Regions from separate parts of the Homo sapiens genome. Here region 2 is linked to region 1. A link is a contact called in ENCODE Hi-C data. All regions are on one chromosome and are shown on one strand. Each heading gives the region's core, a stretch centred on a gene start or an enhancer-like site at or near the end of the contact. The rest is flanking DNA. Distances are from core to core; before and after follow the strand shown. Region 1 holds the start of ST7-AS1 (ST7 antisense RNA 1). Region 2 overlaps CTTNBP2 (cortactin binding protein 2).

Region 1 (4,926 bases), core at 1,282-3,781:
CAATCAGATGTTTGCACAGGAGTGTTACCTTTGTATCTTCATTTCAGCCTCTGGTTGGCTGCTTTCTGCAACCAGTCAGACTGATTGCGGGCTACCACTTCATTTACGTGAGATGAGCATGAGTTGCCAAAGGGAAACTTCTTGGGGGTATTTGGACCCAAGAAGATTCTGTATTCGGCCTTTGAGCCGCTGCTCCGCCCGCTCCCACAATGTAGAGTGTACTTTCGTTTTCAATAAATCCCTGCTTTCGTTCTTTTGTCGCTTCTCTGGGTGTTTTGTCCAATTCTTTGTTCAAAACGCCAAGAACCTGGACAACCTGCAGTCACGATCCTTTACTGGTGACAATATTGTTTTATTTTACTGAGATTCCATGTATCAGTGTTAGACACAAAAATCATTTGGTCATGTGCTGCCATAAATAACTATAAAGAAAGTCTATGTGTGCCAATTTCACTTATTCTGGCCTGGATCTCACTGTAGTAGATCAAATGTGAGGAAGAAACAGTAGCCGAGAGAGGCTGGAATTAGTAAAAATTTAAGAGTAGTTCCATCCATTATGTATGCCGTAATAGGCCCTATATGTGAAAAGTTAAAGGAGCTTATTTAATTATGAAGGAAACTATTATACAAGTAAGCAAAACAATTTATAATAAAATATTCTTTATGCTCAGAATTTTAAAAATAGATGTAGACTGGAAAACCTGCAATTTCCTCATTACCATCTAATACATAGAAAGTCAAATCACTTACGGACAGAAACAGACTTGAAAATTTCAGCTGAGAAAACATTTTAGAATAAAAGAAACATTTTATTCAGCACAGTCAAAACAAAACAAAAACAACAAAACAATGTTTAAAATGGACTTTCTGTTAGAGGTGGCCGTTTCACAGTCAAAATTATCCCAGAGAATTGTTTATATTAAAAACAGGCTGAGAATAGTTTGACCTCTGATCACCAAAAAACCTGGAGGATAAACATTCATCTGTCAAGATTTCTCTGGAAAATCCCTGCGCTGCTTCAAAGAGACAGAACAAAGGTAAATAGCATCTGCCACCCAAATCTTGCTGAATAGAGTGATTTATCTTCAGGCCTACTAGCCGGCGACAGGAGCGCACCTCCTCCCTTCTCCTAGCTGTCCCGGGTTTATTCATTCCCTGAGCCTGAATCCTGATAAGGGAGCAGAGTAGGGTTTAAGACCTCGGACCCCAGAATACACCACTGCAATTGAATTTTGGTTCCACCTTAAGGTAAACTACGCAGCTGCTGTGAGCCTCAGTTTCCCTACCTATAGAAAGAGGATCGTAGTGGGGAATTGTTGCAGGGGTTAAATGAGATTGTACGGATCGTGGAGCAGCGCCTGGCGTGTGGTAAACGCTCAACTTATGCGGGTTGTAACTGCCTGAGGCGTTTCCTTCGGCGCGCCACTTGGCCTTCTCTTTCTAAATATTAGCATAATAAATATAAATGGACCCAGAACGCGAGGGGGCAGGGGCCACGTGATCGCTCCACGAAAGCCACTTGTAGGGACCTTTAGAGAGTTAGCAATAAGGCTGGAGAAGGAAAAGCCGGCGCGCCCGCGGCCCGCGCGATTTCCCGCCGAGCCCGCGTCCCCGGCGGCGGGCGGGCTCCGGGGGCGCCCGGGCCGCGGCGGCGGCGGCGGCGCGAGCTGCGCCTCCGGGCCGGTGAATCATCCCGGCAGACACCAAGAGCCGCGGCAGCAGAGAGGAGCGCTGAAACATGGCTGAAGCGGCCACGGGCTTTCTGGAGCAGCTCAAGTCCTGCATAGTTTGGTCTTGGACGTATCTGTGGACCGTGTGGTTCTTCATCGTGCTATTCCTGGTCTACATCCTGCGGGTGCCTTTGAAAATCAACGACAACTTGAGCACAGGTAAGGCCTGGGAGCCGGGCCCGCGGCGCCCACCCCTCCCCCGCCCCGGAAAGTTAGTGCAACTCGCGCGGGGCCGCGGCCAGGCGCGCGCTCGGGGACGCGCCGGGGCCCGCGCACCGGAGGCCCGCGGCTACCCGCCAGCAACGCGGCGGCTTAGGCGGCGGGGCCGGGCAGCTGGGCGCGCGGGGGCGGCCGGTGGCCTTCACGGCCCCGCGGAGGAAGAGCTGCGCCGCGCACAGCCCGCAAGGCGGGCCGGGCCGGGCCGGCAGCCGCCCTGCTGCGTCGCTGGTGGTCGGGAGACGGAGAAGAACGGGTGTCGCGGGCGAAGGAGTTCCCAGGACACCCCCTCGGGTGTCTGCGCCGGAACTCCGAGGGTTCCCCGGAGTTAGACCGAGTCCTTCCTCACGCCCTCCCGGCTGTGGGTGCCAAGCGGCCGAAGTGTGGTCGGGGAGGCGCCCTCCCGCCCGGCCGCGGAGGCCCGAGGGCGGCTGCCGGAGGGTGCTCGGCGGCGAAGCCCCCTGACCCGGCCGGGCTGTCCGGGCGGCGCCCTCCGTGGCCCGGAGTTGCGTCTTGCCGGGCGTGGGGCTGTCTCTCTGGTTGGGTAGTGGGGAGAGGGGTTCCCGAAGGCACTCTTGGGAGTGTATGGATGACGTGTCAGGTCACCAAATGGATTGTCGAAGGGACCGGAGGGAAGAGGGGAGAGCTGGAATTTCTGAGGGTTTCGGTTGCAGTTTTCAGTGATCTTTGCTCGTCTCCCTTCCCTGTAAAGCTACATATGCTCAGCAAGTGCCGCGTGCCTCCCATCCTTGGTCGGTGGTAAATGCAGGAGGTAATTAACAGGATCTTCACAAACTTGGAGCCAGCCCACTGAGTCGTTAAAAAAACACCCGCAAAGAAAACACACGAGCCTTAACACTCCAGAGAGTTCCGAAACACAAAGTAAATTTCGAGCTAAGGGTTACAGTCCTTTAAATCTGGAAATTTCAAGGTAGAGTGTTTTTGTTTTTGTTTTAAATTTTAATTTCACAGTACTGGGAAATTCTTACAGTCCTGAAGATATATACATATGTACACATATATATCTTCCCTTGTTAATCTCCATACTCTGGGAGTGCAAGTCTGGAAATGCATTTTCCTCAGGTGTTTAGCTGCATTAAAACGCTTTTTAAAACGCTTGAGATAATGTACTCATTTTGTTAGGAAACTTGTACCTTTCAGATACTAACTTAAGTATTTTGATTACTAACTTGAACTCATGTTCATATTTACATTTGTTTTGTAGTATCCCTCGGGATCGTGTCCCTGGGAGGCGGATAGGATTCAGCACTCTAGAATTGTCTCACCATTTGAATAGGTGCTGCTCAGCCCTTTTGAGTCTGTCATCGGAAAGACCATGGCTTTCTCGCTTTTCATCTTTTTGGATGGCTGCTTGTCGCAATATTGTCTTCTTCGCTTTAGACAAGTATGTCTCCAGGATACCTTCTGGTCTCAAAGTTCTATACCTTTAAGAAGTTGTTTGAATATATGTTTTAATGGAATTACGTATTTGTTGGTAACAGTGTTAGTCTGTTTTGTGCTGCTGTAACAGAATACCACAGATTGGGTAATTTTTAAAGAACACATTTTATTTCTTGTAGTTCAGGAGTCAGGGAAGTCTTGAGATCAAGGGACTGGCATGTGGGGAGGTCCTTCTTGCTGTCATCCCTTGGTGGAAGGTGGAAGGGTAAGAGAACATGAGAAAACAAGAGGGGGCCCACTTTCACTTTTATAACAAACCTACTCCCTCAATAACAAAATTAATTCATTCTTGAAGGCAGAGCCTTCATGACCTAATTACCACTCACAGGTCCCACCTTTCAACACTTTTGCACTTGGGATTTTCAAACACACTAGTTTTTAAAATATTAATGTTTCTCCTTATTACACACTTAAAATTTTATTTCATGATATACATTTGTATATCACATTTTCATCAGGTTAAATAATTACCCATGTATATATGTGTAAGTGTCACATCCAGTGCTCTGTGCAGATCAGGCAAGAAGCAAAATATCTACTGGGAAAATGTGTACTTCTTAAGGAAGGGCATTGTTAGGTCTTCTAGCAATTTAAATCTAGCATTTCTCAGAGATGCCTTTGTTAATTTGTGTAGGGGCAGTTCTAAGAGATAGCGAAAATATGAAGATGAACGTGCCATCCGGGCTGTACCTTGCTAGACACATGATAGAAGACCTGATGATGCTGGACTTTTCAGTTTGGTTTCATGCTCATTTCAGTCATAAAGAAAGATAAAAGGGGAAGCACACAGAGAGCACTCACCTCTCTGCTGTTTTTATGAGAGGGTAGCAGGATCTGGGGTGGGAGGAGGACTTTGGCATTAATTTTGAGACATGAAATTATAGCCACAAACCACCCTAGAACAGTTTAGGTTTTTCAAAAAACAGTTGCAGACATTAGAGGCCTATTTTCTTCCCTTTTAAGTAACAGTGAGAAGTTATAGTAGGAAAACTGCCAAAAGGTTGTTGTCAACTTAATTCCCTCCTTTCCTTGCCAATTCCCCTCCCCTTTGGGAAAAAGTTTCTGTACTGAAGTTATTGGCAAGGAAGGCCCAGGGAGAAAGAAGTCATTAGCCAGCACCCCTGAGAGGGGAGGCAGGAGCTAGCCTGGTCTAACTTGTCCTTGCAGGGAGGTCTAAAAGAGTTCTAACGGGACTAACTTTGCTGTTCTTCAGCCCTGTGGTGCTTACTCTTCCTGTGATGAAGGCAAGTGTGTTCCTGGAGAGGTTACTGAATCTGGAGCTGCTTTTAGGGAGTTGCAGATGGCGCAGGCCTCCCTTCCTCCTCAAGGAAGCCAAAGACACCATCACAATCAGGCAGCCAGGAGCCAGGGCTTCCATAGGCCCAGCTCTGTACCTGTAGGGGGATGGAATCTGCTAAAAGTGTTCTGGAGTCATTCTTGGATATCTGCTTGGTATCTTCTCAATATCTTGACCATCTGTGACAATTTTAATCCTCATTTGATCATATTTTATGGTAAA
Region 2 (4,926 bases), core at 1,547-4,046, 840 kb after region 1:
CCTGAGTAGCAAAATTCCTCTCTGAGGGTGGATTTAATTTGTAAGAAACAGCCAAAATTATTTTAGGCCACGAGAAAAGCTGTTCAACTCAGTAATACCATTTTGGATCAAAAATATAGAATGCTGAATGCCTGTAAAGACATCTCAAAATAATACTAAAGTCAATTCCATAGCAAATTCTCAAAAATACTGTAAGCAACAATATCATTGAAGCAGTAATATCACCTCTATTTATTGATTACTCATGCTATTCTAAGCTCAATACCAAGCTGACAGGTTATAGGATCCAATCCTCCTAACAGCCACCCTCCCCCATATGAGTAGCAAAAGAAGTCACCAAAAATGCACAATTGTAAATGGCAGAGACTAGATTTCAACATAGATCTAACTTCCAAGTCCATGCTGCTTCCAATTCCCTATTTCGCCCCTCAAAATATGGATAAAGCCTCTCAAAGACCTTAATTTCAAGTTGATAGCTTATAATTGGACAAATAAATCCTAGTGTACTGCTGTCATCACCTGATAATTAGCAAATATGATGCTATTTGCTTTTCTCTCTCTCCCCTCAAAGTATTAAATATAACAACTGTTCAAACCTTCCTGTAATTATAAAAGTTCTCTCCCATTTGAACCAACAATCTCCACCAACCACTAAGATCCCATGGTAGGAGAGACTTCTTCAAAGTGTCAACAGAACTTTGTCATCCACATTTTGAGGGGTAAAATTGGGAATTGAAAACAGCATGGACTTTGCAGTTAGTCAGATGTGTTTGGAATCCAGTCTCTGCCATTTACAATTATGTATTTTTGGTAACATTACTTTAGAGCCACATTTGCTTAGTAAATAACTAATCCAGTCATGTCAGTAAAAAGCAATGCTTTCTCTAGCACTGTATAACAAAAGGGAAAAATCCACCTCTTCTTTGTTCAAGAGTCCCAGATTCAGTGACTTCATAAGCCACACCTGCAGTGGAAACCTTCTGTGACATAGCCCACATGCTATGTTAACCATCTGTGCCCGAGTGTTGGAAGATGGCAGCACTAAATAGGGTACATGGCTTTTGAAATAAACTAAACTTAGAACAGATTTATAAATATTCACACTCCATTTCTGAAGGTAAAAAAAAAAAAAACCGAAAACACCAAACTGATATTAGAACTTAAAATATACCAATTACGGAACAAATCTAGTCAATTTGGTAATCCAACATAGTGTTAATAATTACTTGAAAGGTCTTTAAAAATGTCATCTCAGAAGGAACAGAATTGAACACGTACTGTCTGATCATGACCCACTGAGGTCTTGCGAGATAAATATTTAATAAGAAGGAATACTCTTTTCTCCCATGTAAATATTTTAGTCTCTCTAAATTAATGGTCTCCATGTGCTTTAAGCCACTACTTTCAGGTTATCTTAAATGAAGAAAGCACTTAGCATAGCGAAACCGCAATTCATATAGCAAGATGAATCACCATACCCTGGAGCCTTTAAAAAAAATACAAAAAAAGAGAGAGAAAGAAAAGAAATGGGGGTGGGGGGAAGCATCAAATTTAAAAAAAAAGTTTCAAGGCAATGTGAAGAAAATCAAGGCAAGTGAGAAGAGAGGCCATATTCTTTAAAAAGCGTATAACATTTCAATCCCTTTACCTGATGCTGTTACCAGGAGGCTGTCTGAGGCACCTGGTCTACAGGATGAGGCACTAACGGGGTTTATGGAAGAGCAAAAGGCAATGGTGGTAGGAATGACAAGGGAACTGTCTGAACATGCAGGTTGGTTCAGTCCGGGGGTTGCAGCAGGCCAGGCACCCACCTGAGACGTGGCCAGGGCTGAAACGGCACAGCCTGCAGGTGCCACAGTTAAATCTATGGATGGTTTTGGTGGCAGCTGAGGGGAGGATGACTTAGGAAGGTTCTCCTCATTGATCACCCTGTTCCCTTGTGGCAAACTGGAAGGAGTCGAAGCCACAGTTTTGTTATCAACTTTGGCCCCTGTGTTCGAGGCCCTGCTGCTGTCTATAATAACCTTGAGTTGGGGGTGTGGTGGAGAAGGAGTTTGGGAGAGCCCTGGCTTTTTTGGAGGGATAGGAGGAGGATTTCCTCTGTCAACTCGTGCTACACCATGAGTCTTTAAACTGGTCCGACCAACTGGAGGGTGGGTGCCAACATCCCCTGTTGGGGGCACTCCAGGCCTTGAGGGAGCACCTGCTTGAGGGCTTGTAAATCTTGACAGTGCTTGGGTCACAGTATTCCGAGCTAGTTGTTTGGCCACTAGGTTGTCACGACTTGTAGGCGAGACATCTCTTGACGGAGGACTTTGGGTAGTATTTCCATTTTGGTCTGGGTCGTTAGCATTGCCCTGAAATCTAAATCTAGCTGCTTGGATTCGTGGGTTTAGACCTGGATGCAAAGAGGTGTTGGCACATGGTGAATGTAAACTGTGCATAGGTGGAGCTTGCGAGTTCTGAGGAGCTATGCCTGGTGTTTGAGCGGTGGGAGGGGCAGCGTTACTGGGAAGTGGGGGTGTGCTACTGGTTGGATCTGGTGTTGAGCCAGTGCTTGGTCCATTTTCCTCAATTTTGTTTGCACTTGGAGGTGGGAAAGCGGGTACAGAAGCGCCAATCAAGTCACCATAGGAAGCCTGCCTGTCAATACCTGGTCTGGCCATGGTGGCACTGGTGCACACGCTCCCTTTTGCATTTGCAGAAACTAGGGGACTCCCTGTGGAAGGTTTTACAGGCATGGTTAAAGGCAACTTTTTCATGTGGTCAGCATTTTCTGTCACTAGGTCTGTCTGGCATGCAACAGACCTTGTCACAGTTCCTTCTGTTCCCACAGATATGGAAACCAAACGCCTATCTTTTGTCTTCCGTGGAAGAGAGAGGCTTGGTTTGCTGTCACTTCCCCTTTTCAGTTGCTCAATCATTTTCCTCATCTTGTCTATCTCCTCTTTGAGGTCAGTGGTGTGTGCTTCTTCCCGGTTCAGCTTGGCACGAAGCTGTTCCCGCTCAGTGTCAAACTCAGAGAGTTGTTTTTCCATCTGAGCTTCCATTTCTGTGCTTCTTCGTTTCTCAGCGGAGAGTTCCTCTTCTAATTCATTCGTCTTTTTCTTTTCCTCTTCCAGTTTGGCCATTACGTCTTCGAGCTTCTGGGCCTCCTCTATGACTTTGCCTGAGAGCTGCTTGCACTCTTTGACCAGCATCAGGACCACCTGCTTGTTCTTGCCACGCTCTTCCTCAAGGCGGGCAGCCAGCTTCTTGTGCTCTTGCTCAAGGGCTTGTAGCTGAAGCTTCTCCATTTCCAGCTGAAAGAAATTCACAGGAAAACCCTGATTAATATACAGAATTTTCTTTTCACCAAGGAAATGCTTTTTGTGAGATTTTTATTAATTTTCTAACAATTACATAACTCGGGTTAGCAAAAACGCCACATTTTCAAAAAGTGTTGTGATAAGAAATATTTTAAAGACACATTAAAATGAGAAAATAGACGTAAATGGCTTTATAAAGACATCTAAATTACAACAATAGAGAATTTTTAAAGTCTATTGAAGTTAACTACAGAAAAAGAGAACAATAACCAGATGCTTTAAATCACAGCACAGGGATCAGAAAGGTCTATTTTTGTAAAAACACAGCTCTGTGATGGAATTGGTGATATTTTTAAAAAAGGTTTAATGCTTTAAAATTATTAATCTCTGAGGTAAAGTATCATGAAAAGTACTGAAAACCGAGGACTTCAGTTAAATTCTAAGCCCCCATGTTTGCTAATTGTATTACCTATCTCAGTAATGTAACATCTTTGAGCTTCCTATGATGAGTTGTTGTGGAAATCATATAAAATTATATATGAAAGAAAGTTCTTTGAAAACTCTAAAGAGCTAAAGAACGATCTTATTAGAACTACATTTGGTGTCAGTGAACCTGGAGCCTGACCTTGTCTCCTACTTTGATCCTGCTTACTCCCTTAGCTTCGCTGGATGCCCGGAGTTTCCTAAACATGGTCCTGCCTCGGGGTCTTTGTCCTTGCTGTTCTCTCTGCATGGGATTCCCACCACACACCTTCCCGTAGCGCTCCTGCAGTAAGCCATGTGCGCATGGCACAAGAGTGACCTGTGGGAGGGTGAGTAGGAGCAAAATTCCAGCCCTCTCTCCCTTCCTTGGATTTCCCTACTCACCCAGCTGCCTGCCCAGGCATGAAGACAGGGGTGCCTTTTCCTTCACAGAAAGGCACTGTCTGTTCACCAAGCCATAGGCCCTTAGGATTGGTGCTTTCCAGAGTGAAATCATTTTTCTAACTGATCAGCCTAGACAGGGAGCTTTCAAAGCCTTTCTTTCTCCAGATGGGGCTTTCTAATATACACAAAAGCTCCCAATAGCACAAGAGGTTGGCTTGTTCATTTCTTCCAGACTTCTGCTCAGCTGTCACCTTTACAATGAGGCCTTCCCTCACCACCCTGTGGGAAATAACAGTTGATAAACTCCCACCCTTGTGTTTATCAACCTTTGTTCACTACCTGCCTGCACCCCCCCTCACCCCAAGTATGACTTTACTGAGGGCAGGGACTGTGTCCTTAAGACCTAGAACAGTGGCTGGCACACAGTGGTGCTTAATAAATTGTATATTGAATGAATGAGCTGAAATTAACATAGTTCCACTGATAACAATCAACTTCCGTTACTGATGGGCTTTCTGGCTAAGTGGGCAGCCTCACAGTGGCACTAGTCTAACATGTTACTGCAAATTTCTCACTTCTGTCTAGGGAAGCATCTGTCATGAGGGGCTCATGAAGGACAAAGGACTCACCCCAAGCTGGGATACAGAAGCCAGGTTGGCCTACATGCCTCACTTCCCCAACTAGTGAAATGTTCCACTGGCGGTCCATAATGGGCCTTATGGTTCCTAAAGGTTAAAGTACATCTACCTGA

Evidence for each region. Hi-C counts contacts between places; a loop is a spot of excess contacts on that map. Pooled maps may share reads with other maps.
Region 2: a map of K562 shows a loop between it and region 1 (2.5-fold over the local background). The contact joins the enhancer-like site here to the promoter of ST7-AS1 in region 1. A Hi-C loop is called at or near these places in 1 of 168 maps with a recorded cell type or tissue (K562), 3 of 37 single-sample maps with no recorded cell type and 3 of 50 pooled maps.

The regions. Positions count from the first base shown.
Region 1 is chr7:116,951,803-116,956,728 of GRCh38, forward strand. ST7-AS1 (ST7 antisense RNA 1) reads right to left here and starts at 2,532. Exons shown (of 1, transcript NR_002330.1): 1 at 644-2,532. It overlaps ST7 (suppression of tumorigenicity 7), which reads left to right and starts at 1,699. Exons shown (of 16, transcript NM_001369598.1): 1 at 1,699-1,889. The coding sequence starts at 1,739. ST7-OT4 (ST7 overlapping transcript 4) reads left to right here and starts at 2,046. Exons shown (of 5, transcript NR_002329.2): 1 at 2,046-2,307; 2 at 2,659-2,877; 3 at 3,172-3,351; 4 at 4,621-4,921. RefSeq lists enhancers at 1,245-1,354, 1,770-2,693 and silencers at 1,615-1,684, 1,895-2,094, 2,155-2,454, 4,052-4,311.
Region 2 is chr7:117,789,480-117,794,405 of GRCh38, forward strand. It overlaps CTTNBP2 (cortactin binding protein 2), which reads right to left. Exons shown (of 23, transcript NM_033427.3): 4 at 1,649-3,302. Among named protein-coding and RNA genes, the nearest start is that of CTTNBP2, 81 kb to the right of the region's middle. Within about 2 kb of position 2,797, at least 2 of the 41 ENCODE cell types and tissues checked have a DNase peak (open chromatin) inside an H3K27ac peak, as active enhancers do.